2 separate regions of the Homo sapiens genome follow, and region 2 is linked to region 1. Evidence: chromatin loops called from intact Hi-C (ENCODE). Cell type or tissue: ovary. All regions are shown on one strand. Links, peaks and the distances in the headings refer to the core of each region. The heading gives the core; the rest is flanking DNA.

Region 1 (16,029 bases), core at 6,805-11,804:
ACGAGAGGTAGGCCAAGAGACAAACACATGGGAAATAGAGCCAGGGAACTAGAGATCCCTGGCGAGACCTGGTTGGTCAGAATTCATACTGCCTGACTTGAGGACCACCACACTTTCCATGTTTCACCTCACTCTGGCCCAGGAATCCTACAAACGACAAATCCTCCCCTCGTTTCCTGAATCTATAAAACAAGGGTCTGGACTCTGACAGCCATAAAGGTGGCAGGCTCGCTCATGAGTTGGCCCCCTAAAAGTTTTTAAGAATTGTAAATTAGTTGCTTAATCAGGCCAGCACAGTGGCTCATGCCTGTAATCCCAGCACTTTGAGAGGCCTAGGCGGGAGGATCACCTGAGGTCAGGAGTTCAAGACCAGCCTGGCGAACATGGTGAAACCCCATCTCTAATGAAAATACGAAAATTAGGTTGGGCGCGGTGGCTCACGCCTGTAATCCCAATAGTTTGGGAGGCTGAGGTGGGCGGATCATGAGGTCAGGAGATCAAGACCATCCTGGCCAACATGGTGAAACCCTGTCTCTATTAAAAATACAAAAAATTAGCTGAGCATGGTGGCACATGCCTATAGTCCCAGCTAGTTGGGAGGCTGAGGCAGGAGAATCGCTTGAACCCGGGAGGCGGAGTTTGCAACGAGCCAAGATCGCACCACTGCACTCCAGACTGGCGACAGAGCAAGACTCCATCTCAAAACAAAACAAACAAACAAACAAAAAAACAAAGTCATGGGAGCAGATAAGGATAATGAAGCCACCTGGGGCTGGTGAGCATGGGGTCTCTTACCCCACCCCTTAAGCCTAAAGGGGCAAGAGAAGGGAGGGTTTGGAAACCTAGAGAGAGTTGTAGTCACCCAACAGGAGTGTGGCCTTCAGTACAGGGACATAGCTGCTGCTAAAACAGCTGCTAAAACAACGTCTGGCAGGGAGGAAGCCAAGGAAGAGATACCCCCACTTGTCTCTCCTCTCCTTTCCTGCCAGGGTCTCAGGTTGGCTGAAGGTGATAAGGCTTGGGGCACAGAGAAGGGCAGGGAGGGAAGAGATTTGGAGGGGCTAAAGGAATATCCACCACAGTTGCCAATAATTAAGCATTTGGAAAAGTAAGATGCAGAGACCCACATAGTAAATCATCCTATTTTTATTCAGTAAAGTCAACTCCCCCATAGAATGGAAAAAGGGAAGCAGTTATACCTGTGAGGGTGTTAATATTTAGTACCTGGGCAGAGCGTGGAGCAGAGCAGAAAGTAATTTTTAAAAATAAGATACTGGGTTGTGCACGTTGGCTCACGCCTGTAATCCCAACACTGGGAGGCCAAGGTGGGCAGATCACCTGAGGTCAGGAGTTCGAGACCAGCCTGGCCAACATGGCGAAATCCTACTACTAAAAATACAAAAAATTAGCCTGGCGTGGTGGGACACACTTGTAGTCCCAGCTACTTGGGAGGCTGATGTGGGGGGATTGCTTGAGCCTGGGAGGCAGTGGTTGCAGTGAGCTGAGGTCACGCCACTGCACACCAGCCTGGGTGACAGATTGAGACCCTTGAAAATAATAACAATAATAAGATACTGCCTGGCATGGTGGCTCATGTCTGTAATCCTAGCATGTTGGAAGGCCAATGCAGGAGAATCACTTGAGGCCAGAAGTTTGAGACTAGCCTGGGCAACATGACAAGACTCTGTCTCTACAAAACATAAAATAGTAATAAGATACTTATTAATATAAATTCAGAGTAATTTAATAAAGCAATTGTTAAAGAGCATTAAACTCTACATTCAAATGAGCTAGATCACCATCCATGCTGTTTCTAATGGGAAGATCTTGGTAATGCTTGATTCTAGGAGCTGGTTAAAGAAATCATGGTACAGGCCGGGCATGGTGGCTCACGCCTATAATCCCAGCACTTTGGGAGGCCAAGGCGGGTGGATCACGAGGTCAGGAGTTCAAGACCAGCGTGGCCAAGATGGTGAAACCCCATCTCTATTAAAAATTCAAAAATTATCTGGGTGTGATGGTGGGCGCATGTAATCCCAGGGAAGCGGAGGCAGGAGAATCTCTTAAACCTGGGAGGCAGAGGTTGCAATGAGCCGAGATCATGCCACTGTACCCGAGTCTGGGCGACAGAGCAAGACACCATCTGAAAAAAAAAGAAAGAAAGAAAAAAGAAATCATGGTACAGCCTTTCTTTTTTTTTTTTTTTCTTTTTTTCATTTTGATACAGGGTCTCGCTCTGTCACTCAGGCTTGAGTGTAGTGGTGCAATCATGGCTCACTGCAGCCTCAACCTCCCAGGCTCAAGCAATCCCCCCACCTCAGCCTCCCCAATAGCTGGGACCATATACATACACCACCACACCCAGCTAATTTTTAAATTTTTGTAGAGATCTGTTCTGGCCATTGTCCAAGCTGGTCTCGAATTCCTGGGCTCAAGTGATCCACCCACCTCTGCCTCCCAAAGTGCTGGGATTACAGGCATGAGCCACTGCACCTGGCCCCACCCAGTATAGCTTTTCAATGAAACACACACATATACACACACCAGGTGAACATGTGTATTTATTGCCATGACAAAAGTGTTTACAAAGTATATGTAAAAAAATTAGCATAAGTATCAAATCATATGTATCATTATCTGTATATCTTGTCATATCTATATATGTTTATACATTTTTAGAAAGTAGTCTGTGTGGGCCAGGCATGGTGGTGCTTGCCTGTAGTCCCAGCTACTCAGGCCGAGATGGGAGGATCCCTTGAGCCCAGGAGTTTAAGGCTGCACTGAGCTGATCACACCACTGCACTCCAGCTTGGGCAACAGAGAAAGACCCCATCAAATAAGAGAAAAGAAAAGAAAAGAAAAAAGAGAAGAGAAGAGAAGAGAACAGAAGAGAAAAGGAAAGAAAAGAAAAGAGTAGTCTGGGTGGGCATTCCCAGATCATCCAAGGTGGTTGTCTGTAGATGAAGGATTATCAGTAGGCTTGTTTTCTTTACTTTTTTTTCCTCTTAATTATGTGTATTTTCATCCCCCCACCCCGCCCCAACCAAGTTGTATTAGTTATTTTTTAATTAATTATTTATTTATTTATTTAGACAGATTTTCCCTCTTGTTGCCCAGACTGGAGTGCAATCTCGGCTCATTGCAACCTCCGCCTCCTGGGTTCAAGCAATTCTCTGGCCTCAGCCTCCTGAGTAGCTGGGATTACAGGTGCCCACCACCACGCCTGGCTAATTTTTGTATTTTTAGTAGCGACAGAGCTTCGCCAAGGTGGCCAGGCTGGTCTCAAACTCCTGACCTCAGGCGATACACCCGCCTCAGCCTCCCAAAGTGCTGGGATTACAGTCAGAAGCCACCTCACCCGGCCTATAAGTTATGTATTAAAGAACAAAATAAGTCAGTCATGGTGGCTCACATCTGTAATCTCCACACTTTGGGAGGCCAAGGCGGGAGGATGGTTTGAGCCCAGGAGTTTGAGACCAGCCGAGACAACATAGTGAGACCCCCATCTTTGCCAAAGGAAAAAAAAATAGCCTGGTGTGGTAGCACATGCCTGTAGTCCCAGCTGCTGGGGAGGCTGAGGTGGGAGGATCACTTGAGCCCAGGATTTTGAGGCTGCAGTGAGTTATGATGGTGTCACTACACTCCAACCTGGGCAACAGAGTGAGAACCTGTCTCAAAAAAAAAAAAAAAGAACGAAAAACCAAAACACATATCTGTAACCTGGGCACAGTGGTTCATGCCTGTAATCCCAACACTTTGGGAGGCTGAGGTGGGTGGATCACTTGAGGTCAGGAGTTTGAGACCAGCCTGGCCAACATGGCAAAACCTCATCTCTACTAAAAATACAAAAATTAGCCGGGCGTGGTGGCGTACGCCTGTAATCCCAGCTACTTGGGAGGCTGAGGCAGGAGAATTGCTTGAACCCAGGAGGTAGAGGTTGCAGTGAGCCAAGATCATACCACTATACCCCAGCCTGGGCGACAGAGTGAGACTATCTCAATAAAAAAACAAAACAAACAAAAAACCACATAGCTGAGCTGGTTAAACAGGTGTGTTCTGTTTGTGACAATTCAGAGCTATACACTTATGCACTTCTCCATGTATACTCATCTTCAATAAAAATGCTATTTCCCAATATCTAAAAACGCACAAAATCATAAAGAAAAATTTAAAACCAATTCAATTTATTGAGATGAGAGTCACAAAACAGTGAAAACATTCAGCAGCATTTAGTAATTCACAATGTTGTGCAACCACCACCTCTATCTGGTTCCAGAATACTTCTTTCCATCACCCCAAAAGGACACCCATTCTCCTTAAGCAGTCACTTTCCCTTCCTCCCTCCCCGCAGAGCCCGGCAGCCACCAGTCTGCACTGTGGGTCTGTGGATTTACCTATTCTGGATATTTCATACAAATAGAATTCAAAACAAGACAATCTTCAAATCAAAGGATTTCACATAAAAATTCACATTGCTAACTTCTTTTGAACAAAATCCGGCCACACCAGGCCCATGTACCCACAGGCAACAACTGTCTGGAGCTAAGTTACTGCCCTCGTTGGCAGAGTGTGGGGGTGGGATGCAGCTTTCCCCAATCCCACCCAGCTCTTCTGTTTATTATTATTATTATTTTGAGACAGAGTCTCAATCCGTCACCCAGGCTGGAGCGCAGTGGCACGATCTCAGCTTACTGCAACCTCCACCTCCCAAGTTCAAGCTATTCTGGTGCCTCAGCCTCCTGAGTAGCTGGGATTACAGGCATGTGCCACCACACTCGGCTCATTTTTGTATTTTTAGTAGAGATGGGGGTCTTACCATGTTGGCCAGGCTGGTCTCGAACTCCTGGCCTCAAGTGATCCACCTGCCTCTGCCTCCCAAAGTGCTGGGACTACAGGCGTGAACCACCGCGCCCAACCTCACCCAGCTCTTCTCTGTTGCTCTCCTGGCACATTTAGGTTTCAGGTCTGTGGCCAGCAGCCTCTCACACCCCTCTCATTTGTAAAAATCTGGAGGGGCTCTAGAGGCAGTAAGGCACACCAGAAAGGATGAAAAACTAGGATTTGGGGTAAGGAGAGATGAATCCCAACTCTACCTACTAGTATGAGCCAGTTAGCTTCTCTGAGTCTCAGTTTCTTCAACTGTACAATGGGTAGAATAATACCTCCCTCACAGGGTGGTTGTGTTGCATGCAAAGCACTGGACATGTAGTCACTCACTTCTATCCCTGTAGGTAACAGAGACTCATAACAGTTCTTTTTTTTTTTTTTTTTTGGAGATGGAGTCTTGCTGTGTCACCCAGGCTAGAGTACAGTGACGCAATCTTGGCTCACTGCAACCTCCGCCTCCTGGGTTCAAGCAATTCTCCTGCCTCAGCCTCCCTTGTAGCTGGGCTTACAGGCGTGCACCACCATGCCCGGCTAATTTTTGTATTTTTAGTACAGACGGGGTTTCACCATGTTGGCCAGGCTGGTCTCGAACTCCTGACCTCAAGTGATCCTCCCACTTCAGCCCACTTCAGCCTCCCAAAGATCTGGGATTACAGGCATGAGCCACCGCGCCCTGCCACAGTTCTTCCTAAGACTCGGAAATGGGGATGGGGGTTCAGAGAGGTTAAGCCATGTATTGAAGGCAATTCAGCAAATCAGAGGCCAAAGAGAACTCCCCATTGCCCTTGCCAACGATGAAAGTCAGTGCTCCAAACTGAAGGGTGGGAGACGTATGCAAGCATGGGGACTTTGGATGATGAGGACACAGGTTCAGCCTGAAAGGGATCGATGGCTGGGCTTGAGTAACCTTACCCTCCGCTTATGCAAGTGATGGAGCTACTGACGTGATGGTAATTTAGCCTGAGAGGAAGGAAAAGCCCTTTGATGTACCCCGGGCCTTGATCCCGTATCAGCTGTTCGGCCTCCCTGGTGGCTGTTTTCCCTATCATGGGGGCCTCCCACCTCTAAACCTCAGGCAACGAAAGCAGGGAAGTAGCTCCTATTCACTCAGGAGAGCCCACGGTCAATTCTCCAGGAAGTTTGTGGGCCAGTTTTTATTATTATTATTTTTTAGACACAGTCTCGCTGTGGCCCAGCCTCAAGTGCAGTGGCACAATCTTGGCTCACTGCAGCTTCCACTTCCTGGGTTCCAGCGATTCTCCTGCCTCAGCCTCTCAGGTAGCTGGGACTACAGGCGCCCGCCACCACGCCCAGCTAATTTTTGTATATTTAGTAGAGATGGGGTTTCGCCATTTTGACCAAGCCTGTCTGAAACTCCTGACCTCAGGTGATCCTCCCACCTCGGCCTTCCCAGGTGCTGGATTACAGGCGTGAGCCACCACGCCTGGCCTCAACTTCCTAATCATTTTTACTAAGTTTTAGTATCACCAATGCTGTCTCTTCTCTTCTCTACTCTGTTCTTTTTGAGATGGGATTTTGCTTTGTTGCCCAGGCTGGTCTTGAACTCCAGGACTGAAATGATCCTCCAGACTCAGCCTCCCAAAATGGTGGGAATATAGATGTGAGCCAATGTACCCAGCCTCATCTGTGCTTTTGGGGTTATTTACTTCTGTTTGTATCCGTTTGGTATGTACTGTACTTAGCTTAACCCCAAGTTCAATGACTTCATGTTGATACTCGAAATTGACCATACCGGCCAGGTGCAGTGGCTCATGCCTGTAATCCCAACACTTTGGGACGCCGAAGTGGGCAGTGTACTTGAGCCCAAGAGTTTGCCACCAGCCTGGGCAACATGGTGAAACCCTGTCTATATAAGAAATTCAAAAATTAGCCGGGCTTGGTGGCACATACCTATAATTCCAGCTACTTGGGAGGCTGAGGTAGGAGGATTGCTTCAGCCTGGCAGATGGAGGTTGCAGTGAGCCGAGATTGAGCCACTGCACTTCGGTCTAGGTGACACAGTGAGACCATGTCTCAAAAAAAAAAAAAAAAGAAAGAAAGAAAAAGGGGGAGAAAAAAAAGAAAAGAAATTGACCATACAGAGTATCTACACCACAGAATTCAGGAAATGCTACAAACCAAGGTTACTGTTTTGTTGATTGCCTAGGCAGGGGTGGGTAAACCATGGCCCTTGGTCTAAATCTGGACCACTGTCTGTTTTTTCCCTCATTGACTGTTTTTGTAAATAAGTTTTTATTGGCACATAGCCACACCAATTTGTTCACCTATTGTCTGTGGCTGTTTGCAGGCTACAGTAGTTTCAGCAGAGGCCTGATAGCCCACAAAGCAGAAATATTTACCATATGGCTTTTTATGGAAAATGTTTGCCAGGCCTTGTTTTAGACTTAAGAAAGTGACAAGGCCAGGCACGGTGGCTCACGCCTGTAATCCCAGCACTTTGGGAGGCTGAGGCAGACAGATCACCTGAGGTTGGGAGTTCGAGACCAGCCTGACCAGCATGGAGAAACCCCTCTCTACTAAAAACACAAAATTAGCCGGATGTGGTGGCACATGCCTGTAATCCCAGCTACTCGGGAGGTTGAGGCAAGGGAATCGCTTGAACCCGGGAGGCAGAGGTTGCGGTGGGCAGAGATCGTGCCATTGCACTCCAGCCTGGGTAACAAGAGCGAAACTACGTCTCAAAAAAAAAAAAAGAAAGTGACAAAGAAAGTTCAGATGTTTCAGGTGTCTCCCAAATGGATGTTTCACATGCACACATCTCCCAAATGGATGTTAATGCCTTAAAATCTTGGAAGCAGGAACTGTTTTTGGTTTTGTTTGTTTGCTTGTTTGTTTGTTTTGAGATGGAGTTTTGCTCTTGTTGCCCAGGCTGGAGTGCAATGGCGTGATCTCGGCTCACTGCAACCTCTGCCTCCCAGGTTCAAGCGATTCTCCTGCCTCAGCCTCCCAAGTAGCTGGGATTACAGGCGCCCGCCACCACGCCCAGCTAATTTTTGTATTTTTAGCAGAGATGGGGGTTTCACCATGTTGGCCAGGCTGGCCTCGAACTCCTGACCTCAGGTGATCCACCCACCTCGGCCTCCCAAAATTCTAGGATTACAGATGTGAGCCACCGCACACGGCCTAGGAACTGGTTTTATGTTTGGATGATCACAAACATAGTAATATGAATGTGGCCTGGTGAGTTCCATGTAAGCATTTTCTAGCCACAAAGAACAAGTTATTTGGGCAATTCTTCCTCTTCTTGAATCTCAAGTTCCTCATCTGCAAAATGAGAGGAGAAAAATAGAAAGCTGAGAGATAAAATGGGCACAGTGCTTAGCCGTGGCATATACCGGGGGGTGCTGCCTCCATCACCTCTTTCCCACCCCATCAGGTACAAGTCATAAGGGAGCTGTCATGCGTTGGGTTGTCTAGGAGCAGAGGATGAGACAGAGCTTAGGGTGCAAGATTTTTTTCTTGCTGTTGTTTTGTTTGAGACAGGGTCTTGCTCTGTCACCCAGGCTGGAGTGCAGTGGCAAAATCATAGCCCACTGCAGCCTTGAACTCCTGGACAGAAGCGATCCTCTGCCTCTGCCTCCCAAAGCGCTGGGATTACAGGCGTGAACCGCCATGCCTGGCCATAAAATGATTTTTTTTTTTTGAGACGGAGTCTCTGTCTCCCAGGCTGGAGTGCAGTGGCGCGATCTCGGCTCACTGCAAGCTCCACCTCCCGGGTTCACGCCATTCTCCTGCCTCAGCCTCCCGCGTAGCTGGGACCACAGGCGCCCGCCAGCACGCCCAGCTAATTTTTTGTATTTTTTTAGTAGAGATGGGGTTTCATGGTGTTATCCAGGATGGTCTCGATCTCCTGACCTTGTGATCCGCCCGCCTCAGCTTCCCAAAGTGCTGGGATTACAGGCGTGAGCCACCGCGCCCGGCCATAAAATGATTTTAAGGATCCACATCAGTGAAAGGAAGCAGAGGAGGCTGGACTGGGGAGAAGGAGAACTCAGTGGTGGAGACTCCACAAGGCCTTGGCCAGCCCTACCGGGGCCCTGGAGACAGACTCACTGGTCAGAGTCACCCCCATTGGGCTGAAAGGGACCAGCCTCTCTACTCCCTTGCTCAATCACAAAAAGTGGGCTGCTCTGGGAAAGCTGTGGCCAAGTCTCTACAGCTGAGGCAGATCCGATAGGAGGTGACAGCCAACCAGTCTCCCTACAGCTGGGCATTGAGGCCTTCCTTGAAGGGTTATGGACAGTAGAATCTACCACAGGGATGCAATGTCTGCAGAGAGTTTTAAAATAATAATAAAAACTGCTAAAATCAGTCAACTTTATTTTATGTGTGCCAGCAAATGCAAACAAAATGATCAAGTACTACCTCCCTGTGGAACAGACAATCCCCATGATCCCTACCTCGGTGCTTGACAGTGAATACATGCTCACAGATGGTGGTGGTGTTATTGTTTCTTTCTTTGTGTTTGTCAGCACCAGTGGTTGTAAATGCCAGAAACCCAACTCAAACTAGCTTAAGCAAAAGGGAAAAAGGTTTGACTCATCCAGGAGCTTGTTTCTGCCTGGAACAAGTTGCTCAGACATCAGGAATCAGCCTATCTTCTCTCAGCTCTGGTTTCTCTGTTCTGGCTTTATATACAAGCATGTTTTCCTTCAGCTGACTCAGGGTTGGCCCCCGCAGCACCACTGGATCAGTGCAGCATACTCAGAGCTCAGAGTGAGCCTCTTTTCTCAAGCAGAAGATCCAGAGCAAATCCATATGGCCAGTTCTGGCCAGGTGCCCAGCCCTGAACCAATCACAGGGATTCTCACTGCCCAGTCCTGGCTCACATGCCCCACCCAAACGACATGAACGGAGCAGGGAAAGGATGGAGAAGGGAGACGCTGTTATGAGAACAGGAGTGGATGCTGGAGAGACAAGAAATTTTAGGCCAGGCACGGTGGCTCATGCCTGCAATCCCAATGCTTTGGGAGGCTGAGGCAGGTGGATCACTTGAGGTCAGTAGTTCAAGACTAGACTGGCCAACATGGTGAAACCCCGTCTCTACTAAAAATACAAAAGAAACTAACTGGTCCTGGTGGCGGGCTCCTGTTAGTCCCAGCTACTCAGGAGGCTGAGGCAGGAGAATCACTTGAAGCTGGGAGGCGGAGGTTGCAGTGGGAGTGCACCATTGCACTCCAGCCTGGGCGACAGAGCAAGACTCCATCTCTTTTTTTTTTTTGAGAGGAGTCTCGCTCTGTCGCCCAGGCTGGAGTGTAGTGGCGTGATCTTGGCTCACTGCAACCTCCGCCTCCCAGGTTCAAGCAATTCTCTGCCTCAGCCTCCTGAGTGGCTGGGATTACAGGTGCCCACCACCACGCCCAGCTAATTTTTTTTTTTTTTGTATTTTTAGTAGAGACGGGGTTTCACCATCTTGGCCAGGCTGGTCTTGAACTCCTGACCTTGTGATCCACCCGCCTCGGCCTCCCAAAGTGCTGGGATTACAGTCGTGAGCCACCGCGCCCAGCCCGAGACTCCATCTCAAAAAGAAAAAAAAGAGAGAAAAGAAATCTCCAGGACACTCCTCAATGCCCCGGTGCCAGGAACAGAGGACATCCTACGGTCCACACCAGCTCCAGTGCTCCCTGGCTTGCACAGTTAGGACACTAAGACTCAGAGGATGCCAGGAGTGGCCCAAGATTACACAGTCTTCAGAGCCCAGGGGTCCTATGTCCCGTGCCACCAACTCTCTGGTCCCTCCCAGCCATCACTGGTGCCTGGTGATACAGCTTCCTGTCACCACAAAGCTCAGACACATGGGCTCTGTACCTCAAGAGATAAAGACCAGCCCCACCTAAGTGGCCCTGCCCAGGATCACCAGCCCTGATAACAAGACTAGCTGGGCACCCGGGCCAGCCTTCACCTGCTCTGGTCCCAGCTGCCCTTGCTTGGGAGAGCTGTGGGGCCTGGCAGGGGAGGGGTGAGGTTCTGTCCATGGACTTCTGCCTCTGAATCCTCACTAGTTCTGCCTGTTTGGGAGTCTCCAGTTGTAGATTGCAGGAAGCAGAGCACAGGGCTATTTGACTGCTTTTAGATGCATTTTTTTTTTTTAATTGAGACAGGGTCTCACTCTGTCACCCAGGCTGGAGTGCAGTGGCATAATCACAGCTCACTGTAGCCTCAACCTCCTGGGCTCAATCGATTCACCCGTCTCAGCCTCCTGAGCAGCTAGGACTACAGGTGTGCCCCACCACACCTGGCTGATTTTGGGGTTTTTTTTTGTAGAAATGGGGTTTTGCCATGTTACCCAGGGTCATGTTGAATTCCTAGGCTCAAGCGATCTGTCTGCCTCGGCCTCCCAAAGTGAGGGGATTACAGCCTAGATCCAATTTTTAAATGTAAAGCTTCTTGGTTTACTTATCTTCCCCAAACCTAATGGAGAATCACAAATAGGCCACTGGGCAATGGCACAGCAGCTCTGGGCAGCTGGGTTTCCAGCCCAGCTCTCTTCCCTGTGCTCACCTAGAGCAGAGCAAGCTTTAATGTTCTGATCACGTTGCATCTCTACTATAAAACCTTCAATAGGCCGGGTGCGGTGGCTCATGACTGTAATCCCAGCACTTTGGGAGACCGAGGCGGGCGGATCAACTGAGGTCGGGAGTTCACGACCAGCCTGACCAACATGGAGAAACCCCATCTCTACTAAAAATACAAAATTAGCCAGGTGTGGTGGCACATGCCTATAATCCCAGCTACTCAGGAGGCTGAGGCAGGAGAATCGCTTGAACCCAGGAGGCAGAGGTTGTGGTGAGCTGAGATCCCGCCATTGCACTCCAACCTAAGTAACAAGAGTGAAACTCTGTCTCAAAAAAAAAAAAAAAAAACCTTCAATAGCTCCCTATTGTCTCAAAGATAAAATCTAAACCCCCTGACAATGAGATCACCCATCCTTGCCTTCTTTTTTTTTTTTTTTGAGACAGAGTCTTACTGTGTCACTCAGGCTGGAGTGCAGTGGCACGATCTCCACTCACTGCAACCTCCGCCTCCTGGTTCAAGTGGTTCTCCCGCCTCAGCCTCCCTAGTAGCTGGGATTACAGGCATGCGCCACCACACCTAGCTAGTAAGCCTCCATCTTCTAATCTGTGAAATGGGGATATGAGAGCACCTACTTAACAGGGTTGTTGTGGATTTAATGAGTAAAGAGCAGAGCATGGAATGTGCTTAGTACAGTGCCTGGCACATAAAACAAAGTGACCAGAAAATGGGAATTTAGTTTGTGTTAACATTATTTTAATTATTTTGAAAAAGTGTGCTGCCTCCAGAGGTAACCATCTGGTGAATCATGTTCCTTCTGCAGAAGATTTTTTCCTTTTAAGCTAAAAAAAAAAAAAAAATCAGCTTACGCTGGGTGTGGTGGTTCATGCCTGTAATCCCAGCATTGTGGAAGGCCGAGGCAGAAGGACTGCTTGAGCCCAGGAGTTCAAGGTTAGCCTAGGCAACACAGGAAGACCCCATCTCTAAAATAATAATAATAATAATAATCAGCCCACTTCTTAGGACACTAAAGCACAAGTGACTGAAGAACAGGTAGATACGCTGGACTTCATCAAAATTAAAAGCTGTTGCACTAAAAATAATACAATTAAGAAAGTGAAGGCCAGGCATGGTGGCTCACGCCAGTAATTCCAGCACTTTGGGAGGCCAAGGTGGGTGGATCACTTGAGGTCAGGAGTTTGAGACCAGCCTGGGCAACATGGTGAAACCCTGTCTCTACTAAAAACACAAAAATTAGTTGGGCCTGGTGGTGGGCGCCTTTAATCCTAGCTACTCAGGAGGCTGAGGCAAGAGAATCTCTTGAACCCAGGAGGCAGAGGTTGCAGTGGGCCGAGAGCCACTGCACTAAAAAAAAAAAAGTGAAAACCTACAAAATGGGGAAAAAATACTTCCAAATATATTCGATAAGGGATTTATATCTAGAATATATTAAGAACTCTTTCCACACCAGTGGCTCATGACTATAATCCCAGTACTTTGGCGGGAGGACCCCCTGAGCCCAGGAGTTCAAGACAAGCCTGGGCAACATAGTGAGACCCCATATCCACCAATTTTTTTTTTTTTTTTTTTTTTTTGAGACGAAGTTTCACTCTTGTCACCCAGGCTGGAGGGCAATGGCGCGATCCTGGCTCACTGCAACCTCCGTCTCCCAGGTTCAAGCGATTCTCCTGCCTCAGTCTCCTGAGCAGCTGGGATTATAGGCGTCTGCCACCATGTCCGGTTAATTTTTGTATTTTTAGTACAGACAGGGTTTCACCATGTTGGCCAGGCTGGTCTCGAACTCCTGACCTCAAGTGATCCGCCTCGGCCTCCCAAAGTGCTAGGATTACAGGCATGAGCCACCACACCCAGCCAAAAAATTGTTTTTAATTGGCTGGGCACAGTGGCACATGCCTGTAGTCCCAACTACTTGGAAGGCTGAGCTGGGAGGATCGCTGGAGCCAGGGAGGTTGAGGTTACAGTGAAATATGATCGTGCCACTGCACTTGCACTCCAGCCTGGATGATAGGGCGAGAGTCTGCCTCAAAAGTAAGAAAACAAACAAAGAGAACTCTTATAGCTCAATAATAAAAAGACTATAATTCGATTAAGAAATAGGCAAAGGGGCCGGGCATGGTGGCTCATGCCTGTAATCCCAGCACTTCGGGAGGCTGAGGCAGGTGGATCATTTGAGGCCAGGAGTTTGAGACCAGCCTGGCCAACATGGTGAAACTCTATGTCTAATAAAAATATAAAAACTAGCTGGGCATGGGGGCACAGGCCTGTAATCCCAGGCTACTCAGGAGGCTGAGGCAGGAGAATCACTTGAACCTGGGAGGCAGAGGCTGCAGTGAGCCAAGATTTTGCCACTGCACTCCAGCTTGGGGGACAGAGCAAGACTCCATCTCAAAAAAAAAAAAAAAAAGAAAAAAGAAAGAAATAGACAGGCAAAGGGCTGGGTGTGTTGACTCACACCTGTAACCCCAGCACTTTGGGAGGCTGAGACGGGAGGATCACTTGAGGCCAGTGAGCCGAGATCGCGCCACTGCACTCCAGCCTGGGCAACAGTGCAAGACTCCGTCTCAAAAAACAAAACAAAACAAAACAAAAAAAGATGAGGAAGTGTATTGCCCAGCTTCTGTTCTCTAACCCTTCACATTTGTATTCTGTTTTGTAACCAAGACTCATTCTCCCTTGATTTGTTAATAGGCTGATTACAGAAAGCAACTAAGCAGTGTTGTTTGTTTGGGTTTTCATTTTTTTGGGAACAGGGTCTCGCTGTGTCACCCAGGCTGGAGTGCAGTGAAGTGATCATTGCAGCCTTGACCTCCTGGGCTCAAGTGATCCTCCTGCCTCAGCCTCTGAAAGTGCTGGCATTATAAGCATGAGCCACTGTGCCTGGCCAATGAGCAGTATTAAACTCTGGCACAAGCATACAATGAAACACTGCTCAGCAATAGAGAGAAACAAAGTTTGGGCGGGGCACTGTGGCTCACACCTATAATGCCAACATATTGGGAGGCCAAGGTGGGAGAATTTCTTGAAGCCAGGAGTTCAAGACCAGCCTGGGCAACATAGCAAAACCTTGACTCTACAAACAAACAAACAAAAATTTAGCCAGTGGTGTCGGGCACGGTGGCTGACACCTGTAATCCCAGGGGTCCCTCCCTTTGGGAGGCCGAGGCAGGCGGACCACTTGAGGTCAGGAGTTAGAGACCAGCCGAGCCAACATGGCAAAACCCTGTCTCTATTAAAAATACAAAAATTAGCCAGGCATGGTGATGTGCACCTGTAATCCCAGCTACTCGGGAAGCTGAGGCAGGAGAATCACTTGAACCTGGGAGGTGGAGGTTGCAGTGAGCCAAGATCACACCACTGCACTCTAGCCTAGGTGACAGAGTGAGAATTCGTCTCAAAAAAAACAATTTAGCCAGTCATGTTGGTGTGTGCCTGTAGTCCCACTGCATTCCAGCCTAGGTAACAGAATGAGTGAGACCTTGTCTAAAAAAAAAAGAAAAGAAAAGAAAAACAAGAAAGTAAAGTCTGGATGCAAGCATCAACGTGGATGAATCTCAATTTTTTTTTTTTTTTTTTGAGACAGGGTCTCTCTCTGTCTCCCAGGCTGGAGTGCAGTGGTGCAATCTTGGCTCACTGCAGCCTCCACATCCTGGGTTCCAGCGATTCTCATGCGTCAGCCTCCTGAGTCACTGGGACTACAGATGCGTGCCACCATACCCAGCTAATTTTTGTATTTTTAGTAGAGATGGGGTTTTGCCATGTTGGCCAGACTGGTTTTTGAATTCCTGACTTCAGGTGATCTGCCCACCTCCGCCTCCCAAAGTGCTGGGATTACAGGCGTGAGCCACCACACCCGGCCTCAAATGTATTTTGTTGGGTGAATGAAGCAAGACTGAAAAGGCTACATACTGCTTGATTCATTTATATGACATTCTAGAAAAGGCAAAGCTGTAAGGAAAGAAAATAGATCAGTGGTTGCCAGGGGTTGGGATGAGGGTGGATTGAGGACAAAGGTGCACAGCGAGGGTGGATTTGTGGTGATTACATTTTGGGGTAATGGAATTGTCCTGTATCTTGATTGAGGTCATAGTTATGCAACTGTATATGTTTTCAAAATTCATAGAACTGTACGCTGAAATACTCTTTTCAGTGTACAGTTCTATGAATTTCACTCTGTGTAAGTTATAGCTCAACAAATAGAAGCCATATTTACAAAATCTTAAATCATGTAAATTATGATGTAAAACATGTAAATAGACTTTGCTGCAGAACCAGAAAGGCCAACTAGATGTGCAGAGAAGTATGAAATAAACCCTGAAGTCACTAAGCTTGGGGTGCTCCCAACAGCAGAAGATTCCAAATGGCAAGGTTGCATTGGTTCTCTTTATTTAAACTCCGTCAAATGGCTGAGAACCGTTGGCATGTTTTGTACTGTGGAAAATTCAAATAAACTGTAAGAACAAAATTAAAACCATCTGTAAACTGTGGGGTTTTTTTTTTACACAAATGGTAACTTATATACACTGCTCCGTGCCTTTTTTTTTTTAAACGTAACATATCTTAGAGCTTTTTCCCATCACCATCTAGAAC
Region 2 (16,029 bases), core at 1,491-6,490, 48 kb after region 1:
GAGAGCCAGCAGGCGCTGAGGACTGGCCTGGCCAGCACTCAAATGGCCCACGTGCAGTGACCCACCTATGTGGCCCTCCCAACAACCTAAAAGGAGAGACTGTTATTGTCTCTGTTTTACAGACAAGGAAACTCAGGCATAAGAGACATTAAGTAACTCACTAAGCTGCAATGCCAAGACTTGAACCCAAAGTCAGGGGCATCCACCCCGGAACATGCCTGCCTCCTGCTCAGAGCTTCCTGTGCTCTTCCTTCAGCACTCAAATCCCTGTTATCAGTGTCCCTCCCCTCTAGGCCTGCACCACCCAATACAGTCGTCACAAGCTAATTAAGTTTAAATTCATCAAAATGAAATAAAATTTAAAACTCAGGTCCCCAGATGCACTGGGCACATTTCCAGTGCTCACCACCACACATGTGGCTAACCCACAGCACAGATGCACGCAGTGCACCTCCCCCTTGCAGAAAGTTCTAGTGGACAGCTCGGCCCGAGCAGGACTGAGCCTGACCAATGAAGGCACGGAGAAAAGGCTAACGCAGAGAAATAACTCCGAAATTACCAATGAACTGAACCAACCACTTCTTTGAGTCCTCTAAATGCCACAGAAGTCTCACTATGCCCATTTGACAGATGAGAAACTGAGGCTCAGAGGAGTAGAGCTCCTGGTAAAAGACCTCACATGTCCTCCTCTCCCTATAACCCTTGGCCAACCTGAGCTTGGGAAGGAGGCCGAGCTGATTCCCGTGCCGGGGCTTCCAGGCCCTCCTGGCACAGAAGCAGGGCCAGGGGCAGGAGCAGGGGCAGGGGCCACCCCCCGCTGGGCACTCACGTTGCAGCTGTGGTTGATGAAGCGCGCGAAGTTGCCGCACTTGGTGGCGTCGATGATGGTGTCATGGTCCACCCGGAACATGTAGCTGCTCCCGATGCCCTCGTCCTCATAACGCTTCTCCCGCATGTCTGCGATCACCTGGCCACAAAAGGGGGTCAGTCTGGCTGGGCCGGCCCCATGCCCACCCCGGTGCCCATCCTGCCGGGCGGTGCCTACCTGACGGATATTCTGGCCCACGTACTCGATGACCATCTCGTCAGCCGCGATGGGCTCCATGGCGAACAAGCCCCAGTCGTGAATGTGGCTCTTGCAGAACTTGAGCTTTTTCTTCCGGAACTGTGGGAGGGAAGAGGGGGAGAGGTGAGCCCCGGTCTCAGGTCCTGCCGCCACCCCGGCGATCTGGGTGAAGCCCGGCCTCACCTTGAGCTGGTTGAACTTGAGCAGGTCACTGTCACAGCTGCCAGTGAAGGAGGACAGCAGGCGGCGCTGCTCCGAACGCCGCTCCGAGCCTGCCCGGGTGGAGGCGTGGGGCTGTGCTGGGATGCTCATGCCCTGCAGTGGACGGTGTGCGGGGCTCAGCGGAGCTGGCCGTGTCCTCGGCGGTCCCACCCTAGGCTCTGGATCTCTGTCATCCCCAGTGTCCTGGGCTCCTTGCTCTGGGCTTCTCCACACCTGTCGGTCCCTAATTGTCACCGCTTCCCTGCCTCCTCCATCCCATCAGTATCTGAGCGTCTCAAGCTCCTTCTATCTTCAAAACGACGAGACTCACTCTTGCCTGGCGCTGTCTTTTCCCCATTTCAGCCGAAAGTTTTGTCTACCCTGACCCCCTCCTTGGCTCTCACCCAGACCCCTCTCACCCCACAAGCGTTCAAAATCGGGGATCCTTCCGAAACCCTTGTGTCACGTCCTGCTCTTGGCCTCCCTGGGCCTCTGCCCCAGCCATTAACCTTTGGAGCATCCCAGGCCTCTGCCCCAAGTGCCCTCCCAGGTGAGGTCACCCTGCTGTGACCTTCAGTCACCACTTCTCTCCTGGCGATGCCTACACTTAGGTCCCCGGGCCGGAGATCCCCATCCTAAGCTCCGCCATACCCACATGCCCACCAAGACCTCTCTGCCTGGGTGTTTTCAGAACCCGCAGAACTCAAGCTGCCTCGTGGTGATAGCATATCAGCCTCCCCATCTCAGGCCTGGTGTCCAGCTTCCCAGCACCCCCGACCCCAGCCACACCCTGGGCTGTCACCCCCCGCCCATCCCTGTCTCCTGTACCCAGGCCAGCCCTGGTCCTGTCCATCCCACTTCCTCATATTCTTCCACAGCTAATGGCTCCTCGCGGCCCAGCTAAGTCCGGCACATCCGGTCTGGAAACCGCAGCAACCCGAACAGTCTGCCCTCAGGACCCCTGCACCAGCTCCACACCACCCCAGCTCCTCTCACAACCTCCCTCTGCTGCCTGTCACCCCAGGAGACAGGTCACTTACCACCACAGTACCCCCGACCCTGGTGGCCTGTGCTGTCTCTCCCACAAGTGGCCTCTCCCTTCCCTTCCTCACACCATGGAGCTCCCTGCTGCCTCAGGGCCTTTGCACTGCTGCTGTCCTAGGGAGGCCTGCTGGGGTCAGTGAGCCCCTCTCTGGTTTTAACTTTTTATGGAAGTCGCTTTTTCACTTCTCTGTAGTCTCTCTGGCATCCACATGGCGCCTTCCCACACTTCGCCTGGGTCTGACCCTCTCTGACTCCCCTTTGACTTGGTAATCCCTAACCCCTCTCCTGTTTTCTCCATCGCATTTTCCCTGCCTGGAATTACGTGCTTCTTTCTTCACTTGATTATTTCCTATGAGTCCCCATTAAAATATAAATTCCAGCTGGGTACCGTGGCTCACACCTATAATCTCAACACTTTGGGAGGCTGAGACGGGAGGATCGCTTGAGCCCAGGAGTTCCAGATCAGCTTGGGCTACAGAGTGAGACCCCGTCTCAATTTTTTTTTAATTTAAAAATAAAAATAAATAATTAAATTCCACGAGGAATAGGATTTGGTTTTGTTCACTGCTATAGACCCAGAACAGTGCCCGGTACACAGCATGTACTCAACAGATATTTACTGGATTAAAAAAAGAATGAATGAGGCCATGCGATGTGGCTTATGCTTATAATCCCAGCAGTTTGGGAGACCAAGGCAGGCGAATTACTTGAGGTCAGGAGTTCGAGACCAACCTGGCCAACATGGCAAAACCCCATCTCTACTAAAAATACAAAAAATTAGCCAGGCATGGTGGTGGGCACCTGTAATCCCAGCTACTCAGGAGGCTGAGGCAGGAGAATCATTTGAACCCAGGAGGCAGAGGTTGCAGTGAGCTGAGACTGTGCCACTGCACTTCAGCCTATGTGACAGAGCAAGGCTTTGTCCCCCCCTAAAAAAAAAACCCAAGCAAAAAACAAAAAATGAATGAACTTGCGGAAATACAGCTCCGTCACATCCCTAATTAAACCCTTTGGAGGTGCTCCAGGGCCCATGGGACTAAGGCAAACTCCTTCCTTCTCCTAGGCCCCGCCCACCCGCCTCTCCCCTTCCACTTGCACCCTCTGTGTGCCAGCCCCTCTGGCCTCACAACTCCTCCCTCTGCCTGGCACCCCTCCATGAGTGCCCTGGATCCCCGTGGCCCAGCCCAGCAGGCTCTGATGTGTCCAGGAGCCCTGGCAGTACCTGGGTGTCTGCGGGGGGCTCATCGGTGCTGGCACGGCTGCTGTTGAGGTATCTGAGCTTGTCCTTCTTGTCGATGGTGTAGAAGCCCTCACTGCGGGCACAGCCCGTCACGTGCTCGCGGATGCCATCGTCCCGTTTCTTCTTCTTAGCTGAAGAGAGGCTGGTGGGTGGGTGTGGGTCAAGGGCCACATGGACATTCTGAGAGCCCCTTCTGGTCCCTTCATAGACTGGTCCCGCCCATCCTCAGACCACCCTTCAGGGACAGCGATGTCCAGTTCTACTGCCCACTCCCATGCCACCTCCACGTGGCTGCCCGCTGACCAACCCTGCTGACGGTCAATACCTAGTTGCATGGCTCTAGGTGTCTTTTTTTTTTTTTTTTTTTTTGAGACAGGGTCTCCTGTTGCCCAGGCTCGAGTGCAGTGGTGCAATCTCAGCTTACTGCAGCCTCAGCCTTCTGAGCAGCTGGGGCTACAGGCGTGCGCCACCACACCCAACTAATTTCTGGATTTTTTTTGTAGAGATGGGGTTTTGCTATGTTTCCCAGGCTGGCTTCAACCTCCAGAGATCAAGTGATCCATCCACCTCGGCCTCCCAAAGTGCTGGGTGTTTTAACAACTTTCTGCTCAGTTTCCCATCTGTAAATTGGGGTGACAGTGATGCCTCTCTGCAAGTGATGAAATATGCTTATGGTCCTTAGCAGAGTTTTTTTTTTTTTTTGAGACAGAGTCTTGTTCTGTCACCCAGGCTGGAGTGCAGTGGTGCGATCTTGGCTCACTACAACCTGTGCCTCCCGGGTTCAAGCAATTCTCCTGCCTCAGCCTCCAGAGTAGCTGGAATTATAGGCATGTGCTACCACACCCGGCTAATTTTTGTATTTTTAGTAGAAATGGGGTTTTGCCATGTTGGCCAGGCTGGTCTCAAACTTCTGGCCTCGAGTGATCCGTCCGCCTCAGCCTCCCATAGTGCTGGGATTACAGCTGTGAGCCATGGTGCCCGGCACTTGAGCAGAGCTCTTGACACAAACTGAGTGCTCACAAATCAGTCTAATACAGCAGGGATAATGAGAGGTCTAGCCTCACTGGCCTATGTGAACAGCCAAGCCTCATGAAAGCCTGGTGGTGAAGAGCCTGGACTCTAGAGCCAGGTTTGCCTGGGTTCAAATCTCAACTCTGCCACCTGTAGCTGTGTCTTTGGACAGGTCACTGAACCTCTCTGAGCCTTAGCTTCTTCATATGTAAAATGGGAATCATAGCCCCCATCTTCACCAGGCTACCGGGATTACCTGAGGTTATGAAGGGGACAGGACAAGGAGGCCCTGCGCCCGTGTGTGCTGTTAAGCTGCACGGCACTGCTGTTACATGTGACCCTGAGACCTGCTAACTCTGGGGGTGAGATGGGCCTGGCGCAGAGGGAGTCCTTAAAACGTGCCAATGATTCACTCGGGAGCCTGGCATGGTGCCGGGACACAAACCCTGCTTGGGAAGTGACGGTGGTGCATGCTGTCACCTTCATGGGCACCGCGGGCTGCTACAGACTGGGTGGTGGGGCCCAGAGAGGTGAGCAGGGACTTCCTGCATCCCAGAAGGTGCAGAGCCCCCCATGCCAGCAGGATATAGGGATGGTAGACCCAGAGCGTGTCGTTAAGCCAGTCCATGCCATTGTCCTGCTGTAGCAGTCGCTCGTAGGTGACACACAGGAAGCGGATGTCCTCCTCATCGATGCCACCGTTCCAGATGTCATACAGGATGGTCATCTCCTCAAACTCCGAGCGGGGCCGGAAGAGGGGCTGGGGTGGCGAGAGTTCGGGCGAGCCCGCAGGTGGCACCAGGTCCTCATGGCGCTTCTTAGGTGGCCGGCGCCACGGCCCCCGGCTCTTGGCCAACTCCATGTATTCCTCAGTGACCTCATCGCGCCCACGGGGGCCCGGAGGAATGGCCTCGGAGGGCCACTGGTTGTCTAGCTCCTTAAAGGGCAGCTTGGTGGGCTCTACAGGTGGGGGAGGTGGGGGTGGGGGTGGCTGGGGGGGAAGGGGTGGTGGAGGGGCTGGGATCCCCGCGTTCCGGAAGTCCAGGGTCACCGTCCGGGGGTCATGGGTGCTGGGGAAGACGGGGGTCTGTGGCTGGCCCGGCAGGAGCAGGAGTTCCCTTCCAAGGGCGGCCCCTGCTGGTGGTCGGACCAAGGGCCCATCCAAGGAGAGCATAGATGGTGGGGATCGCCGGGGCCGGCCCGGCTTCCTCTTCATTGGGGGAGGGCAAGAGGCCAGGGGGGCGGGCAGCAGGGGTGGCAGCGGGGTGGGCGCACGAGCCTGGGCCCGCAAGACGGCGGGCAATGCCAAGGGCAAGGGCAGGGGAAGGGGCAGAGGGAGGGGCAGGCCCGTCTCCAGGAGCACCGGGGAGGCCAGGGGCCCGGAGCGTTCATCGCGTCGGCCAGTGGGGAGTGGGCAGACGGGCAGGAGCAAGGGCCCGCTGGGCTCGGAGAAGGTGGGTGTGAAGCTGAAGTCCCGGCCAGGTGTCCGAGGGAGGCCCCCACTGCTCAAGCTAGGGGACGGGGCTGGGTAGGAGAAGGGGCTGCCGGGCACTTGCGGAGAGCTCAGGGACAGGCCACTGCTGCCCCCTGATAGCGGGGGCTCCCCGCCTGGTGTGGCTGGCACCGTCTCTGTGCTCTGCGACTTGGCCAGGCTGCCACAGAGGCCTGGAGTATGCGGGGGGTGGTCCTCGGCAAGGGGCTCCGGAGGGACAGATGGGTGTGAGGCATCTGTGGTCTCAGGCTCCGGCGGTGGGCTGGGTGGCCGGGGTGGTCGTGGGGGCGGCAATGGTGGTTGCAGCGGCAAGGGGAGCATCATAGGGGGCTCCGGCTCCACTTCCAGGTCATGTTCTGCAGAGAGGTGAGCGAACACGAGACATTTACTATTCAATCCAAACGTCTCTCAGTGCCTTATTTTGTGCTCCATACCTGGCAGGCTCACAGCCCTGAGTCTGAGCACGGGACCTGTCCTTCTCCAGCTAAACCCCTCAAGGACTCCTCAGCGCCCAACCCAGTGTCAGGCACACAGTATGTGCTTTATCAATGTTGCTAGGCTAAATCACAGATGCAGGAGACATGTATTCCAGCCTTTCATACTACGTCTTCAGAACAAAGTCCCTGTGGCCCAAGAAAATCTGCTCTATGACTGAATAAAATTCAACAAGTCTCTTTTCTGCAGGACTTGTCGGAGCCTTCAAGGATTTTTTTCCTAGCACTTATCTCCACTGTCACAGGATACACTTCTTAATTTTTTAATGAATTTACTTATTTTTTTATTTTTGAGACGGGTGGAATGCAGTGGCATGATCACGGTCACTGCAGCCTAGACCGCCAGGGCTCAAGGGATCCTCCTGCCTAAGGCTCCTGAGTAGGTGGGACTACAGGAATGTGCCACCACGCCCAGCTAATCTTTAAATGTTTTGTAGAGATGGGCTCTATGTTGCCTAGGCTGGTCTTGAACTCCTGGCCTCAAGTGATCCGCCAGCCTTGGCCTCCCAAAGTGCTGGAATTACAGATGTGAGCCACCATGCCCGACCACAGAATACATCTTTTTCATTTTCTATTTTTACATTATTTTATTTTTATTTTTTCGAGACAGTCTCACTCTGTCACCCAGGCTGGAGTGCAATGGCACAATCTCAGCTCACTGCAACCTCCTCCTCCCAGGTTCAAGCAATTCTCCTTCCTCAGCCTCCCAAGCCGCTGGGATTACAGGCACGTGCCACCACGCCCTGCTAATTTTTTGTACTTTTAGTAGAGATGGGGTTTCGTCATGCTGGCCTGGCTGGTCTCAAACTCCTGACCTCAGTTGATCTGCCTACCTCGGCTTCCCACAGTGCTGGGATTACAGGTGTGAGCCACCGCGCCCGGCACATTTCTTTTTCTTTCTTTTTTTTTTTTTTTAAGACAGTCTCACTCTATCGCCCAGGCTGGAGTGCAGTGTGGCACGATCTCGGCTCGCTGCAACCTCTGCCACCCGGGTTCAAGCAATTCTCCTGCCTCAGCCTCCCAAGTAGCTGGGATTACAGGAGCCTGCCACCTGTTTTTCATTTTCTAATTGATCTGTTGTCATCTGTTCCCCTGCTCCGTGGGAGCAGATATTTTTGTCTGTTTGGTCCACTGTTGCATTGCTACTGCCTAAAATAATAGCAGGGACACAATAGAGGCTTAGTATTGAGTCAATGTTCAAAGACTGTGGTTAATGGTGGAATAAACAAAACAAAATACATTACATTAAACAAAACACAGTCGTCCCTCAATACACACAGAGAATTGGTTCTAACACTCCCTGGTATACCTAAATCTGCACATACTCAAAGCTTGTAGTCTGCCTTGCAGAACCCACGTATAGGCGATCGCCCTCCATATACAGTGGGTTTCGCATCCCACCGGTCTTTTCCGTCCATATTTGGTTGAAAACTGCATGTCCGTGGGCCCTAGCCATGTGTTCAATGTACAGGGGCAGCTGTAATCCTTTCCTGAAGGACTTATTAAAGGTAGGTGCTAGGACCGGGCATGGTGGCTCACGCCTGTAATCCCAGCACTTTGGGAGGCCGAGGTGGGTGGATCATGAGGTCAGGAGATCGAGACCATCCTGGCTAACGCGGAGAAACCCCATCTCTACTAAAAATACAAAAAATTAGTCGGGTGTGGTGGCGAGTGCCTGTAGTCCCAGCTACTCTGGAGGCTGAGGCAGGAGAATGGCGTGAACCTGGGAGGCGGAGCTTGCGGTGAGCCGAGATCGTGCCACTGCACTCCAGCCTGGGTGACAGAGCGGGACTATGTCTCAAAAAAAATAAAAATAAAAATAAAAAAAGAGGTAGGTGCTAACCACATGCAGCTATCTATGTAAGCCAAAATAAATTGAACACTATTATAAATTCAGTTCCACTGTGCCACTGGCCACGTTTCAAGAGTTTGGTAGCAACATTGTGTCTGAAGGCTACAGTGCTGGACAGCACAGCCTGAGAACGCTGCCATCACTGTGGAAAGTTCTACTGGCCATGCAGTTAGAGTTCTCATATGCTCTGTGCAGCAGCATCACGATGCCGGAGGGGGCAATGCCTGCAGCCCTCACCTGGCCCAGCACCCCAGGGCCTACCCCACCGACTTGTCACTCAAGTGACCATGGACACCCATCCTCCTTTTGGGGAGCATCTCATGGGACTGATGGTCCAAGGACCAAGCCACCAGGGAAACGCTGGCAGTGAGGACTGAAAAATAGCAGTCGTTCCCCTTTGGGTTGATCCATGCAGTGCCAGGCTCAGTGCTGGCACCCAACACCTCATCTCGCTCGAGGGAGGCACAACCGGCTGATCTCGTTTTACACGGGAAACTGAGGCTGGGGACGGTCAGCGATCTACCCCAGGAAGCCCGGGCTGATTCTGACAGTGAGGACTTCCTGCCTCCCTCCCACCACCCTCCCAGGGGGTTGCAGGTGTTACCTGGAGCTCGCTCAGGGGACAATGGGGGTCGAGCCTCCACCTCCTTGGCAGGGGGCTCTGGAGACAGCAACATGGCCCCTTCCTGGCTCAGGCCTGGTTCCTCAGGCGGCTCCCTGGAGTCCGCTGGCTCTTCAACACCCACAGGCAAGGGGGGCTCGTCCAGCATGGAGGGCCGCTCCTCAGGGGCCACAGCCTCAGTCTCGATGTCCACCTCCTCTTCCATGCCCAACGAGTCCACTGCAGGTGCCCCCGGGGCCAGAGCCGCTTCCTCCCCGTCCTGCTCAAAGTCCTCAGGGCCTGCAGAAGCCATGCTTTCCTCGGCCACCATCTCCTCCTCCTCCTCTTCTTCCTCCTCTTCCCTGGCCACTACCTCCTCCTCATCCTCCGAGGATGAGGGCGAGGACTCGGAGCTTGACTCAAACTCAGAAGACTCGGAACTCTCACTGGACGACGTGGCTTCGGCCTTGGAGGTTACAATGCTCACTGTCTCCTCTGGATGGGGGACACAGACGAGGGGCTGCCTGAGGACCCGCTGTGCCCCAGCCCCCACCAGACCCCTCACCAATGGCCTCAAACTGGTGGCACCCAGGCTGAACACGGCCCTCAGATATGTGTGTGGGGCATGTGTTCACTAGGAGTCTTTTTTTTCTTTTTTTTGAGTTTTGCTCTTGTTGCCCAGACTGGAGTGCAGTGGCACGATCTCGGCTCACTGCAACCTCCACTTCCTGGGTTCAAGCGATTCTCCTGCCTCAGCCTCCCAAGTAGCTGGGATTACAGGCATGCACCACCACGCCCGGCTAATTTTGTACTTTTAGTAGAGACAGGGTTTCACCATGTTAGCCAGGCTGGTTTCAAACTCCTGACCTCAGGTGATCCACTTGCCTCAGCCTCCCAAAGTGCTGGGATTAAAGGAGTGAGCCACCACACCCGGCCGCTAGTAGTCGCTTTTAAAAACTGAGGTAAAATTAACATAACAGAAAACTGCTCACTTTTTTTTTTTTTTTTTGAGACGGAGTCTCGCTCTGTCGCCCAGGGTGGAGTGCAGTGGGGCGATCCCGGCTCACTGCAAGCTCCGCCTCCTGGGTTCACGCCATTCTCCTGCCTCAGCCTCCTGAGTAGCTAGGACTACAGGCACCTGCCACCATGCCCGGCTAATTTTTTGTATTTTTATTAGAGACGGGGTTTCACCGTGTTAGCCAGGATGGTCTCGATCTGTTGACCTCGTGATCCACTTGCCTTGGCCTCCCAAAGTGCTGGGATTACAGGCGTGAGCCACTGCGCCCAGCCAAAAACTGCTCACTTTGTAAAAAAAATTTTATTTATTATTTTTTTTGAGGTGGAGTGTCACTCTGTCACCCAGGCTGGAGTGCAGTGGCATGATCTCAGCTCACTGCAACCTCTGCCTCCTGGATTCAAGCAATTCTCCTGCCTCAGCCTCCCAAGTAGCTGGGATTACAGGTGCCCACCACCACGCCTGGCTATTTTTTGCATTTTTAGTAGAGACGGGGTTTCACCATGTTGGCCAGGCTGGTCTCGAACTCCTAACCTCAGGTGATCCACTCGCCTAGGCCTCTCAAAGTGCTGGGATTACAGGTGTAAGCCACTGCGTCCGGCCAACTGCTCGTTACAAAGTGATAATTCCAGCAGCATTTAGTACATTTGTAATGTTGCACAACCACCACCTCGATCTGGTCCCTAAGTATTTTTATCAGTTGAAAAGGAAGCCATGTAGGCTGAGCAAGCCCCCCTGAACACCGGGCTCCCCAGCCCTAAGGACCACAGACCTGCTTTCTATTTCTATGGACATGCCATTATGTTCACGGCACTCCCTGAAGATGGAACCGTACGCCACCCTGTGTGTGTGTTTTAACAAGGTAACGTCTCAAAAGCACAACATTTTGGCTCAGAAGTATTTCTGACAATTGCTCAGGCTCTGCCCCGGGGAAAGAGGGACTCCGGGAGGGCCAGGCAGCCACGGCCTCCCTGCTCACCTTCATCCGAGTCCCCTTCGTCCTTCTCACTCGCCTCTGACAGGGCTGTGTCCTCGTCATCGTTCTCAGACTCGTCCCGGTCATCACTGTCGTCATCGTCGTCATCCTGGGGGAGAAGGAAGAGTGGGGACAGGTGAGCCGAAGGGTCTGGCCCTCGTCGCCTGGCCCGGCCCCCTGAGGCTTCCTGGCCTGCTAGGCACCTTATCTGATGTGGATGAGGTTGAGGAGGAGGAGAGCTGGCTCCTGGGGACTTCCTCCTCCTCCTCCTCCTCCGCCTCCTCTTCCTCCTCGGTGCTCTCCTGTTCCTCCTCCTTGTCGGAGGCCGAGGACGAGGGTGAGGTGGTTGAGGACCCCGAGGATGATGACGCGGATGAGGACGAGGACGCCGACAATGACTCCTTCTCGTCCTCCTCCCCACCACTGTCCAGCTCCAGAGGCCGCGCCGGCCGCCGCCGCACACCCACGCCCTTGGGGTCCCGCTTGGCGAGCTCACAGGGGGTGTCTGCCATATCCCGGTCTCGCTCTCGCTCGGACTCTGCAGGAAGGGAGGGAGTCAGAGCTGGGCTGGGGGGATGCGGAAGAAGGGGACCCCAGCACCCAGAGCACGAACCTTCATCTTCCTCATCCACAGAGGTCGAGGGCCGCAGCCGCTTCTGGTCGCCAGATGAGGTGGTGTCTGGTGGCTCCTTCCTCTTGACCTTGAAGGAGGGCAGGCGAATGGCCCCACGCAGCCCAATGCCCAGGCCCAGGCCCTCGTAGCCCAGGCCCTCGCCCTTGCCCCATGACTCCAGCAGGCACGAGGCGATGCGGTCCTTGGGCTTCGGCCTGTCCTCGTCCTTGTGCTCGCCCGACTTCACCGGGGTCAGCGAGGCCTGGGGTGGAGACAGGAGGGGACCGTCACCGCTTCTGGCACCACCAACCCTTGCAGGGAGCCCTCCCCAGGCTACCTGCCTTCCACTCGGCAGTAACAGCCACCACAGGTAACTGCATCCTCATTCCCTACACACCTGGCCACACTATGCCGTTACCCACGAGGCTCTAGAGCACCGCTCTGCCTCATAGATCTCAATGTCCTCCCCTGTAGAATAGGACTACTGTACCTGCCTTCCTTACAACAGTGGCCTTTGCACTTTGCAGACAATCCAAAAACTACACCATAGGGACACATCTGTGCAACACCACCTTCACAAGGTAAGATTTACACTATCCCATTTTCTCTTCTCTTCCCATGCATTAAAAACAGGACCTACTGGCTTTATTTCACTGCTCACTAAGGGGTTGCCCCTGTGGTTCTGAAATGCTCTGCCTTCAAAGGGATGCTGTGAGAATTAACAAAACGAGCCACATGAAGAGCTTTGCAAGGTGCAGGGCACATGAGGCCTGGTGGCTCTTTTTATTCAAATTGTGAATGGAATAGCTATTAGCTGTTACTGTAGGGTCAGTATAATTTGGCTGAACCATAAAGAGCTGTGTATCAGTGATTTCAGACGGTTCATTCTAATTTTACTGCCCAGTTAAACGGATGACAAACAGGCTCTGACAAGTGCTGCTTACCTCTGTGGCAGAAAGCAAGCATTTCCCAAAGCAGGCTCCAGGGGACACTCAAACTCATAACCACGGTCGAGGGAGGGGAGCAGGGGGGAATGGGGTGGAGGGGAGGGATTAAGGGGAGTTTAAAGTATTCAAGAAAAAGTTCTCTCTTATGGAGAAAATAAGTAATTTTAGATTACCTGTAAGATTGCAAACAGGCAAATAATATGTTAAAAAGGAAAAAAGAGACCAGGCATAGTGGCTCACATCTGTAATCCCAGCACTTTGGTAGGCTGAAGCAGGTGGATCACTTGAGGTCAGGAGTTCGAGACCAGCCTGGCCAACAAGGTGAAACCCCATCTCTACTAAAAATACAAAAATCAGCCAGGCATGGTAGTGGGTGCCTATAGTCCCAGCTACTTAGGACACTGAGGCAGGAGAATCGCTTGAACCCAGGAGGTGGAGGCTGCAGAGGGCTGAGATCACGCCATTGCACTCCAGCCAGGGTGACAGAGTGAGACTCCATCTCCGAAAAAAAAAAAAAAAAAAAAGAAAGAAAAGAAAATAGTAAGTAGGCCAGGAGCGGTGGCTGACGCATATAATCCCAGCCCAAAAGGCAGAGGATCACTTGAGCCTAGGAGTTCAAGACCAGCCTGGGCAACGTGGTGAAACTCTGTCTTTACAGAAAAACACACAAATTAGCTGGGTGTGGTGGTACATGCCTGTAGTCCCAGCTACTTGGAGGCTGAGGTGAGAGGATCCCTTGAGCACAGGGAGGTTGAGGGTGCAGTGAGCTATGATTGCGCCACTACACTCCAGCCTGGACGATACAGCGAGACCCTGTCTCAAAAAAACAAAAAAAGGAAAAAAGTGGTCCAAGACAGGGCTCCGTGTAAAAGGCGGCATGAGGGGAGGTGAGGGGAGTCAAGTTCAAAGGGAGTCGCAGCTGTGAGCTGTCTGCAATGGGCGGGGGGGGCAGTCTGCACCAGCTATCCTGTGTACTACCACTAGGCACCTGTGGCTCCCGAGCACTTGAAATGTGGCATGTACAAAGGAGGAGTTTTAATTTTACTCTGTTTTAATTCATTTAAGTTAATTTGCACATTTATTTTTAGAGATGGGCTCTTGCTATACTGCTCAGGCTGATCTTGAACTCCTAGGCTCAAGCAATCCTCCCACCTCAGCCTCCCAAAGTGCTGGGATTAAAGGTGTACGCCACCATGCCTGGCCACTCATTTAAATTCAAAGAGCCGTGTGCATCTAGTGGCTGCTGAAGTGGAGCACAGTTTGCGGAACTTTGAAAGTGGCCACATGAAATGGAGCTCCCATAGTGGGGTCCACGGCAGCGTTTCCAGTTAACAGTCTCAGGGAAAGAGGAGGTGCCCGGCTGGGGACCTGCCCCCCTCCACAGCCACCCTGCAGAGCCCTGCACCCACCCACCCACCTTGGCCATCCGCTCCTTCTTGTCCCACCACTCGTCAAAGGCCCGGAAAGCCACCACTTCCACCATCTTGCGGTTCAGGTCACGCTTCATGATGGCCTTGAGTTCTTTGAGGACCACCAGCAGGACGCCATCCACCGTGGCTTTGTGTGGGTCCTCCTGGCGTGGCATGTAGCCTGGTGGAGGCACTGACGGGTCAAACTTGGGCAGTGGTGGCCAGTGCTGCCCGCGGCCTGGGCCGGAGTTGCTCAGGGAGAAGGGGCCCCGGTAGGGCGGCAGGTTGACAAACTGGAGCCCAGCTGAGGCAGCGGCGGCCGCAGCGGCCATGAAGGGCGGGTAGGGGCAGGCGCCCTGGCCCGTCATCAGCCGGCTGAGCACCTGCGTTTGCATCTGGAAGGACATGGGCATGCCGCCCCACTGGCCACCCAGCACGTGGCTCATGTCCACCTGCATCACAGGGAACAGGCCCGGCGGAAAGGGGGGCAGTGGTGGCAGGATGGGTGGGGGCGGGACTCCAGGCGGCGCTGGCAAGGGTGGTGGGGGCACTGTCACAGCAGGGTGGGCTGGAGGGGGTGGGGGCGGCGGTGGGGGCAGCGGTGGGGGCATGGGGAAGCCAGGCTGCGGTGGGGGTGGTGGTGGTGGGGGGGGCAGCGGGGGGAAGCCAGGTGGCGGGGGCAGCGGCAGGGTTGGGGCTAGCACAGAAGGGGCTGCCACGGCTGCCGCTCCTGGGGTCACCACCATGGGCTTGGGGCAGTCAGCGCTGGTGATGGGGGCCGAGGGCATCTCGTCATCCGAGATCTCCATGTCCTCGCCTGAGGACTGCTGGCCCTGCAGAGAGAGCAGGGAGAGACAGTGAGGTGAGTCTGGAAGGCCAAGGGGCTCTCGGAGTCCCCTCTGCAAGACTAGCAATCAGTGGCACTCCCAGCTGTGTGACCCAGTGCAAGCCATTCAGCCTCTCCAAGCCTCAGCGTCTTCATTTGCAAAATGGGCATCATAGTCCCTGCCTCATGGAGTTACCACTAGAATTCATTCATTCATTCCAATTCAACAAACATTTGCTCAGTACCTGTGTGCCAGGCACTGGTCTAGGTGCTGGGGACACAAAGTTGAAGAGGCAGGCAAACATCTTACTCTTGTGGAGCGGAGCCAGCAGGAAAAGGCAAAAGGATGATGAGGGTGAATACGGGAAACGTGAGGGAGAGAAAGAAGGCAGGGAGACGGGTGGGGCACAGAGGATGAAACTGTTGCAATTTCAGAGATTCTGTTGCAACTTGTGTGCAGAAATAGTTGCCACTTCCATAGTGTCTCTTATGTGCCAGGGCCTTTCTAAACGCTCCACATTTATTAACTCAGCTAATCCTCAGAACAGCCCTATTTTCAACTCCATTTTTGCCCCACGAGGAAACTGGGGCACAGAGAATTTAAGTAACCTGCCCAAGGCCACACAGCCAAGAAGAGATGGAGCCGGGATTTGAACCAGGAAGTGGTTCTGCAGCCTGTGCTCTCAGTCACCCTGCTGTCCTCACTCTGCGGCAGACGGCCAGGCAGGAAAGGTGACATTGGAGCGGGGGTTTAGCAGCACTAAGGCCCATAAACAGGAAGTGTGTTGTTATTTATTTTTCCTTGATTACTCTTTTCACCTAGTCTCGTGACTGCACAATCAGTGTGGGCCCGCGTGGGGCTAAGCGCTGCAGACGGCTGCCTCATTTTTTATCCGAAAGATAACCTCACAGGGCGGGGGGCTCTGCTCCGACCCATTTGACAGTTAATAAACACACTCAGAGCCTCAGCCGTGGCCCCGCGGCACAGCCAGTCAGAAGAAGGTCTGGAGCCCAGGACCTGCCCAGTGCGGGGCTGCAGCTGGGATCCAGGGCGGTGGTGAGGGGTAAATGTGGGAGGTGTCAAGGATGGGCGTGGGGCTTTAGGGAGCCGAGTGGACAGGTCTGGACTTGGGGTGGGGGGACCTTTGAAGGCTGAGGGGGAGTGGGGGTGGAGGTGGAGTCTGTGCAAGTTGCAAGATCAGAGGTCAGACTACAGGTGAGGAAGGCCTCAGAGGAAAACTG

The links. A loop is a pair of places that touch in the nucleus more often than their neighbours do. Peaks named below come from ENCODE experiments on the same cell type or tissue, not always from the same donor. Only the 100,000 strongest peaks of a DNase experiment are listed, where the experiment ranks them.
Region 2: a loop joins it to region 1, with 1.8 times the contacts of the local background. A loop is called at or near these places in 52 of 110 quality-filtered maps.

Annotation. Positions count from the first base shown.
Region 1 is chr12:121,866,338-121,882,366 of GRCh38, reverse strand. TIALD (transcript inducer of AURKA lysosomal degradation) reads right to left here. Exons shown (of 3, transcript XR_002957437.2): 3 at 8,030-8,172. It also overlaps a transcript of HPD not described here. Among named protein-coding and RNA genes, the nearest start is that of PSMD9, 14 kb to the left of the region's middle. RefSeq lists a silencer at 5,610-5,904. In ovary, for the core only: no CTCF peak of the experiment used is centred there; a DNase peak (open chromatin) is centred at 9,656.
Region 2 is chr12:121,812,871-121,828,899 of GRCh38, reverse strand. It overlaps SETD1B (SET domain containing 1B, histone lysine methyltransferase), which reads right to left. Exons shown (of 17, transcript NM_001353345.2): 7 at 13,970-14,794; 8 at 11,606-11,867; 9 at 11,196-11,530; 10 at 10,996-11,101; 11 at 9,005-9,496; 12 at 5,151-6,410; 13 at 3,534-3,700; 14 at 1,250-1,381; 15 at 1,046-1,165; 16 at 830-967. Among named protein-coding and RNA genes, the nearest start is that of SETD1B, 17 kb to the right of the region's middle. RefSeq lists an enhancer at 14,294-14,800. In ovary, for the core only: no CTCF peak of the experiment used is centred there; no DNase peak of the experiment used is centred there.